Regions from separate parts of the Homo sapiens genome. Here region 1 is linked to region 2. A link is an interaction called in ENCODE POLR2A ChIA-PET data of the cell type or tissue named here. Cell type or tissue: OCI-LY7. All regions are shown on one strand. Links, peaks and the distances in the headings refer to the core of each region. The heading gives the core; the rest is flanking DNA.

Region 1 (4,584 bases), core at 965-3,464, 93 kb after region 2:
GACCTACATTGAAGGGACGCATGGGGGCTGTGGTTCTTCCCGTCATGTCCATAATCAGATGAAGTTCTGTAGAAAGCCTGAGACAGAACTTCCCGAGCAGCTAATGACACAACTCAGAAGTATGGGGTGTGATGCCTCATTGTTCAGCAGTGAGAGACAGAAGAAAGAGGTTGACAAATCCAGTTTCTCAAAAAAAAACATTTAATAGTGTAAACTAAAAATAAAATTCTACACCCCCCCCCAACAGAATGAATGGACCGTTTCTTGGCCAAGGTGGACCCCAGAGAAACCTTGAAAACTGAGTTCTTAGCCATGACAGGATAGGAGGTTGGACACAACTCATTAGACCCCCTCCCTTACTAATGGTTAACCACCATTAGGCTTTCTTTCCTAGGGGCTAAAAAGAAACCAGCCCTCTCAAAGGACTCCACCACAGATATCAACCAACCACCTGAAAAAAGACCACTGACCCTGGAGTAGTCCTGACTAGTCTACGAAGAATGGGCAGTAAGGATTTTCATGTCCTCTGCTTCATCTTTTGGCATCAGAGGGCTGAAAACTCTACCCTCGGATCAAGCCAATGCTGCTGTTTTTTTTGTATGTGGGACCCATGAGGGCCGAGACGCTCAATTGCACATGAGCATAGTTCTCCTTTCACAAATATACATGACTCCTCCCATACCTTATGGAATGTGTACACTTGCCACTCTGCCCAACATAGATTCCTGTTCCAGTTTTCCCTCCCTGGAAGTGTGTGTTTCTGGTTTCTGGCTATAGGCTACAATTCCCAGCCTGTCAGAATGGCACCCCGAAGGCTGCAGCCCTTTATGAGAAATAAAGCTCTCCTCTCCAAATTTACAAACCTTGTCATTCTTCAGTTGACAGTTTGCGAACCTTGTCATTCTTCAGTTGACTTAGGAATATTAGCCATATCTCTGGTGGTGGTGAGAAGATATGGTGGATCCCTGCACCATTCTGCCTCCGACCCAGGGTTTTTTTTTTTACCATAGGGAAAGGGTACACGTGCTTCAAAAGGAATTTGTAAGACAATTGAAGTAATTTGCTCAAGGACAGAATTTGTGGTAAATCAGTCAACACCTCTGAGTAGCATTCAAGATGGAGTTGCTTTACCTCCACACAAACTTAGAGTAATGAGAAAAAAAAAAAAAAGCCAGCAGATAAATTCCTGTCCTGTCTTTCTATCTCACACTTTCCTAAGTAGCAGGGGTTACCTTACGACCTGCTTGGGATATGTCCTTAGTGTTAGTGAGGAAGCAAAATGTGCTTTGTTCTAAAGATGTGGATTCCTGGATGAGGTACTACATTTTCTCCTTCCCTGAATCACTTCTTTTCCCCTCACTGTTGCTACCCTAGCATTACTTTTTCAAGAAAGTATTAGGACTTAAGCTTTGACCCAGGCTAAATGTTTTTAGGGAACTTTAAAACATTCACTTTAGGCATATGTAATCTTAAACATATAAGAAATCTAAAATATGAGAATAATTAAAAGTCCTTCAGTATAATTTTCCCTGAATATCCATAGTTTTCACTCCTTAACAACAACAATACCCCAAATTAAAAATATATATATAAGGCAAAAGTCTCCTTAATGCCAGTCAATTAATCTAGTTCAGAAGAAAGCTTTATTTTTCTCATAGCTCTGTACCATATAATATAAAATGCTAACAATTTAAAAAAAAGGAAAACCTTAATGAGGACTGGTGAAAAATAAAATAATTAGTCAATATTTTAAAAGAAATACAGGAAACATTTTATTTAGTTTACTATGGAGAAAAGATCCTATAAACAATAATGATAAACGTTAACAGAAACAAATCCATTGACTGTTTTTTAAAACAAATTTTATTGAGGTGTAGTATTCATATAAGAAAATGTACCCATTTTTAAAAATGTACCCACTTTACAGTTTAATGAGTCCTGACAAATACCTATATCCATGTAACCACCATCACAATCAAGATTTAGAATATTTGCATCACCCCAAATAGTTCCCTTGTGAGCTTTTGCAGTAACATTTTCCTACCCTTACACCCAGGCAACTGCTGGCCTCATCAGCTTTCACTTCCTGTCACTATACAGTTTTGTCCATTCTAGAATTTCATATAAATACAATCATCACACACACGTTATGTATGTATGACATGTTATGTACATGTGTACATGTTGTGTATATATCTGCTCTTTCTCTCAGCACATTTTTGAGACTCATCCATATACATGTGTGTATGAGTTTGTCCTTCCTATTGCTAATATACTATTGTATTCATGTACCACATGTTGATGCACATTTGCATTACTTCTCATTTTTGGCTCTTACCAATGAAGCTGCTATGAACATTCATGTGCAAGCTTTTCTGTAGATACATGTTTTTACTTATTTTGGGCAAATATGTAGTAGTGGAATTGCTGTATCCTAAGTTAAGTGTACATGTACTGTTATAAGATACTGCCACATTATTTTCTAAAGTAGTTGTACCCACAAGCAATGTGCAAGAGTTCCAGTTGCTCCACATCTTTCCCAACATGACATTGTTAGTTTTTATAGCTGTATCTATTTATATGGGTAGTGTTATCTCCTGGTAGTCTTATTTTGTATTTTCTTTCTGAATAATGATGTTGAGCATCTTTTCATATGCTATTGGCCATCTTGTATCTTTTTTGTGAAGTGTCTGTTCAAATCTTTTATCCTTTTTTTTTTATTGGTGTGTTTGTCTTTTTATTCACTTTTAAACAATAGAAAGCTGGCAGAATCTGCTGGGCGTCTTGTAGTCTGTAAATATGCCAGGAAATTTTAGTTAAATTTATGAAATAAACTGTTGGCAATAATTTATTACCTCATTTTCTGCTGCTATCCTCCTTTTTCAGGAAACTTCATCTATTTTAGCTTTCTATTCACTCTTGGAACAGGCCCAGACTTTCTCCCCACTTCACATTGCTCTTACAATTAGCTGTCCTTAGAATTCTTCCTCCCTATCCCCTGATTCCCTCTCATCTTTCTAGTCTCAGCTCCAATGTCATATCCTCAAAGGTACCTTCCCTGACCACCAAAACTAAAATAAAGCCTTTTATACAATTTCTTGTCACAGCACTCTATTCCATCACTTCTCACAATCTGCAGTAATATATTTTTATTTGCTTACTTGTGTATTGTTTTGTTCCCCCACCAACCTGTGCTGCATGAGGGCAGAGATTATACTCAGCTTGTTTTCCAAGGAATCTCCAGCACATTGCAAAGTGCAAGGTTCACAATGAGTGTTGAATAAATACTTGTCATTGAATGAATTAATATCTCAATTCTCTATGAGTTATTAAATTGGAGGATGAATAGGTTTAGAACAATCATTCCCTATAGTTCTTTTGTAGTTTTTCATAACTATGAGTAATTCACAAATGCAGATAACCTTGTAATTCCTTCTTACTTTCTTATTCATCAGGAGATTCTTGTAGTAGAAGAGGCTTCATAAGCCTTCCTAGATAACTATATGCAAAAATGGACATTCCAAGGAGCCACACAGATTTGTCCTTGGCTTTTTTGGAACTCCATATCAATGTTGAAACTTTTTAGAAGTTTACAACTTTGGGAACTATCCTAGAAGGATTTTTGGAATAACAAGGTTAGCCTAGGTCTACTGGGCAATTACTGGGCTCATTGGGAGACTAGGCAGATTCCATAATGAAGAAAGCATGTCCAGGAGAAGACAATGAGGAGTGGTGGGCAGCCTGGTGAGCACCAACACAAGTGTTGTCATGCCGAAATGCAGGATCAATTTTTCCTAATCTTTGAATTTGTGAATGAATAAATGAATAAAGATCTTGGTTTGCACTTAATAATCATATAAATACTGGCAAGTTATTTAATCTGTATGTATCTTAGTTTCTTTTTCTTTAATGTGTCATTAGTAATATTTAATTTATAAGCTGTTTTCTGGATAAAGAAAATGCTGGTAGAATGCCTGATATATATTAGAAGCTTTATTTTGTTGTTTGTTACATTTCAAAATACTTCAACTCATATGTGTTAGAAAACAAGCATTTTCTAAACATGTACTGTATTCCATTCTCTATTCAAAGTACATACTTAACAAATACACACTGATAGCAATAAAAGTTTAATGTGGTGGGAAAAAAATAAGGAGCAATTAGGATAACCTAGAGGTTGCAGCAACAAATAAAAGAAAAATCGAAGAGAAAGAAAGAAGGAAACAAAGAAACAAAGGAAGAGAAGGCAGGAAGGAAGGAAGGGAGGGAGGGAGGGAAGGAAGGAAAAGAAAGAAAGAAAGAAAGAAAGAAAGAAAGAAAGAAAGAAAGAAAGAAAGAAAGAAAGAAAGAAAGAGAGAAAGAGACAAAGAAAGGAAGGAAGAAAGAAAGAAGAAAGAAAGAAAGAAAGAAAGAAAGAAAGAAAGAAAGAAAGAAAGAAAGAAAGAAAAAGAAAGAAAGAAAGAGAGGAAGAGAGAAAGAGAGAAAGAAAGGAAGGAAGGAAGAAAGAAAGAAGAAAGAAAGAAAGAGAGGAAGAGAGAAAGAGAGAAAGAAAGGAAGGAAGGAAGAAAGAAAGAAGAAAGAAAG
Region 2 (4,584 bases), core at 703-3,202:
AATTGCTTAAGTAATTGCCCAAGTAATTACACATACTTAGTTAAGCAGCAGAGCAGGAAATTTGGCATTGGTCCATCCAGTGCCTGTTTTCCTAAACACAGTGCTTAAACACAATATCCAGTTGTCTCTCCGAGCTAATTGGAAATGTCTATGAAAGTTCAGAACTACTGACAGCATAGCCTATGCATCTAAATGTCTGATTTGCACTGAATGACATGCTGACACAGTTTGAGTCCTGGAATAAAATTAGGTACAGGGACTCTTTTAAGGTTTTTTGATTAAATAAGACATATAATATATCTTTGTAAAGGACATATCAGTGGGAGTATTTAAATATCATTATTATTACTATTACATGACACAAATTGGAGAAATGGGTCATGTTTATCTTTTGAAAAATGTTTGCAGTAGAATCATTTAAAATGATCCTTTAACTTCCAGAGGACGTGGCTTTTGCATTCCCTTTATGAACCCCCTTCCCTACTAACCTCTCACCCCAAACACAGCAGCTTTCTAGTAATAAATATTTTTGAAGCAAATACTATTCAAGCACCCACATATGTCTGACATTGTTAGTCCATATCTCAGTAGAACATGCTGGCAGTTTTTACCTTTAAGGACATTTAAAGGGGTTCCCACTGGACAAATCTGGGACAAATTGAGCATCAAATAAATAATAATATTAGTGGATTGCAACTCAGGGATAGAAGTACTGGGGATACCCAGAAGAGAGAAAAATGTTCTAGACAATTCTTTTTTCTTTTTTCAGCTGGAACTAAAAAAATGCTAACTCATAGGGCTATACATTTATAACTATTCTTATTATTAAAATTTGACTCAAAGTCTTAGGTTAACAGACAACCTGTGTCCAAGTATGTAGGCCTATACATCTAGGTCAAAAATATCCAGTAAACCTCACAATATCCTTTGGCAAAGAGAAAACTGAATTTCGCAGAGATCAATACCGAATCTAGAAAACAAGCTGAGAGTGCCTGACAATTTTTAATTCTGGCTTAAATTCGATGCTAACTTCATAACTTTTGTCTTGTACATTATTCCACAATTTTAGCTTACGTGGAGCTAAAAGAGCAGAACTTATACCATATACGTAGAGTGACATCCCCTCCCCCATTCATCTTATTGATTTACACCTTCATTTATTCCACTTTCATTTGTTTCCTACCTTTTTTTTTTTTTTTCTCTTTAGAGATCTTCTCTGCATATCAACTTAACCCTGATGCCTATGGAATAAGTATTTACCTAACAGTGCACTGTCTAGGCCATATCATTTTAAAGCTGTGGTTTTTAACCAGCTTAAAATCACATTTAAAGCTACATGGAGAGCTGATGAAACTCCTTAATGCCCACACTGAATCCCAAGCCAAATGAACCAGAGTTTTGCGGGAAAAGATCCAGGTATCAGGATTTTTCAAGCTCTCTGGTGATTCTGACATACAGTCAAGTAGAGAATCAAAGTTCTACAATGAATCCAGAATGCACTGGTTCTCAGAACTGCAATACTCTGAGGTGAACCAGGGATAGAAGAATTGGAGATACCCAGACGGGGGAAACTTTTTCTGACCTTTCTGGTCCAAATTGACCTTTTCCTCCTTGGTGAAATAAATATTGCAACAAGCACTTTGATACTCTCATCATGAAGCGTATAAAGGGGGAATAAGGGTCCTTTGTTTTCTCCCCTTGAGTTGGGTGGGCTCTTTGACTCCCCTAACCTACTGAATATTGCTGAAGAGATACTGTGTGGGCTGGCCAGGCGTGGTGGCTCGCGCCTGTAATTCCAGCACTTTGGGAGGCTGAGGCAGGCAGATCACAAGGTCAGGAGCTCGAGACCAGCCTGGCCAATATGGTGAAACCCCGTCTCTACTAAAAATGCAAAAAAAAAAAAAAAAAAAAAAAAAATTAGCTGTGCATGGTGGCGCATGCCTGTAATCCCAGATACTTGGGAAGCTAAGTCAGGAGAATTGCTTGAACCCAGGAGGCAGAGCTTGCGGCAAGCCAACATCGCACCACTGCACTCCAGCCAGGGCAACAGAGCAAGACTGTCTCAAAACAAAAAAAGAGAGAGAGAGATTGTGTGAGCTTTCTGTTCCAGACCACAAGAGCTTCCACTTCCTTTCTGTTGGAGATCTTGCTCATAGAAGACACCTGCCTAGTGAAAAGTACTACAGTATTATCCTGAGACTGCCACACTGTGAGAAACCCAAACGCCATGGAGGACCCCGTAAAAATAAAGTCAGGTCAAGTAAAAAAGGAATATGAAGGTTTATTATACATACAGAAGAATAGTTCACAAACCAGAAGACTTCAAATCAAAAATAGTAAGAAACTTGACGTGAGAGTTACAGTGCAGCTTATAAAGCATCAATGAGGAAGTGCATTGACCTCTGCTGTGACTGGCTATTAAAAACATATTCCTTTTTGGGCAAGTAGAGTTGTATAAACTTATTTATCTGTAACAAATTGGTTCAATTTCATCATACTAACAAGAAAGGAAAGCTTAACTTTTGTTAATCATTAGAAATTGCATTTCAGAGAAATCAGGATAGCTTAAATTTTGGTTATGTGGCTATGAGTGGTTGACCTAAGAATATACTGTTGCCTCCATTTTGATTATACTTTAACAAATCCCTCATACAGGACCTTAAATCATTGTTGATTGTTTCCTTTGCTGTGCAGAAGCTTTTTAGCCTGGTTCAATGCCATTTGTCTATTCTTTCTTGGTTGCCTGTGCTTTAGAGGTCTTACACAAAATGTCATTGCTCAGCCTAATGTCCTGGAACACTTCCGCAAAGTTTTCATCTAATTGTTTCATAGTCATAGTTCCAGGTATTAGATTTAAACCTTTCATCCATTTTAATTTTATTTTTGTGTATGGTGAGATATAGGGGTTTATTTCATCCTTCTACATGTAATTACCCAGTTTTCCCAGCACCATTTATTAAACAGACTCTCCTTTTCCTGTTGTATGCTCTTGGTGCTGTTGTTGAAGATGAGTTGGCTGTCAATGCATTGATTTATACCTGGGTTCTCTATTCTGTTTCATTGGTCTGTGTGTCTGTTTTCTTGCCAGTTCTATGCTAATTTGGTTACTATAGCTTTTTTTTTTAATGTTTAATTTTTGTTTTAAGTTCCAGGGTACATGTGCAGAATATGCAGGTTTTTTATGTAGGTAAATGTGTGCCACCGTGGTTTGCTTCACAGATCATCCCATCACCTAGGTATTAAGCCCAGCATGCATTAGCTATTCTTCCTGATGCTTTCCTTCCTGCAACACCCCACCCCCAAAAGGCCAAGTATGTGTCCATGTGGTCTCATCATTCAGCTCATTCAGGTGAGAATATGTGGTGTTTGGTTTTCTGTCCCTGCGTTCATTTGCTGAGGATAACAGCTTCCAGCTCTGTCTATGTCCCTACAAAGGACATGATCTTGTTCCTTTTTATGGCTGCATAGTATTCCATGGTGTATATGTACAACATTTTCTTTATCCATTCTACCATTGATGGGCATTTTGATAGATTCCATGTCTTTAATATTGTGAATCGTTGGTTATTATATCTTTGCAGTAAATTTTGAAGTCAGGTAATGTGATGCCTCCAGCTTTTTTTGTTTTTTTCTTATTTTGCTTGGAATTGCTTTGGGTCTTCAGGGTCTTTCTGGTTTCATATAAATTTTAGCATTTGTCCTATTTCTGTGAAGAATGGCATTGGTCTTTTAATAAGGGTTGCATTAAATCTGTAAATTGCTTTGGATAGTATTGTCATTTTAGCAATATTAATTCTTCCAATCCATGACATAGAATATCCTTATTAATGTTTTGTTCAATTACTTTAATCAGTTTTTTATAGTTATATTTGTATAAATCTATCAGTGTTGGTGCACAGATGTATATAATGGTTACATTTTCTTGCTGAATTGACCTTTTTATCATTATGTAGTAACCTTCTTTATCTCTTTTTACAATCTTTCATTTGTAGTCTATTTCCTCTAATGTAAGTATAGTTACTCCCACTCTCTTTTAGTTTCCAGTTGCATGCAATATCTTTTTTCACCCCTTCACTTTCAGTCTATCTATATCTTTAGAGGTGAAGTGGGTTTCTTATAGGCAGCATGTAGTTAGGTATTGTTTGTTTATCCATTCAGCCACCCTATGCCTTTTAATTGGAAAATTGAGTCCATTTAAATCCAGTATTATTATTGATAAGTAGGGAATTGCTACTGCCATTATGTTGCTTATTTTCTGGTATTTTGAAACTCCTCTCTTCTTTTCTTCTTTTCTCACTCTCTTCTTTTGGGGTTAAGTGATTTTCTGTGGTAGTATGTTTTAATTTGCTGTTTTTTAATTTTTGTGAATCTATTATAGGTTTTTGCCTTATGGTTACTATGAGGTTTACAAAAAAATCTTGTAGATATAACAAGTTATTTTAAAGAGATGACAATTTATCTTAGATCACAAAGAATAGAGACAAACAAAAAATGAAACTTCCACATTTTAACTTCATTTCTCTCTCATTTTGAATTTTAATTGACTTTACATATTTTTATATTACCTATCTCTTAACAGGTTTC

What was found. Peaks named below come from ENCODE experiments on the same cell type or tissue, not always from the same donor. Only the 100,000 strongest peaks of a DNase experiment are listed, where the experiment ranks them.
Region 1: POLR2A ChIA-PET joins it to region 2 with 5 read pairs; 1 of 35 experiments calls an interaction of 5 or more read pairs at or near these places.

What each region holds. Positions count from the first base shown.
Region 1 is chr5:50,535,693-50,540,276 of GRCh38, forward strand. No RefSeq gene overlaps it. Among named protein-coding and RNA genes, the nearest start is that of EMB, 97 kb to the left of the region's middle. In OCI-LY7, for the core only: no CTCF peak of the experiment used is centred there; a DNase peak (open chromatin) is centred at 2,039.
Region 2 is chr5:50,443,362-50,447,945 of GRCh38, forward strand. No RefSeq gene overlaps it. Among named protein-coding and RNA genes, the nearest start is that of EMB, 4.4 kb to the left of the region's middle. In OCI-LY7, for the core only: no CTCF peak of the experiment used is centred there; a DNase peak (open chromatin) is centred at 2,120; H3K4me3 peaks cover 1,438 bases; H3K27ac peaks cover 2,500 bases.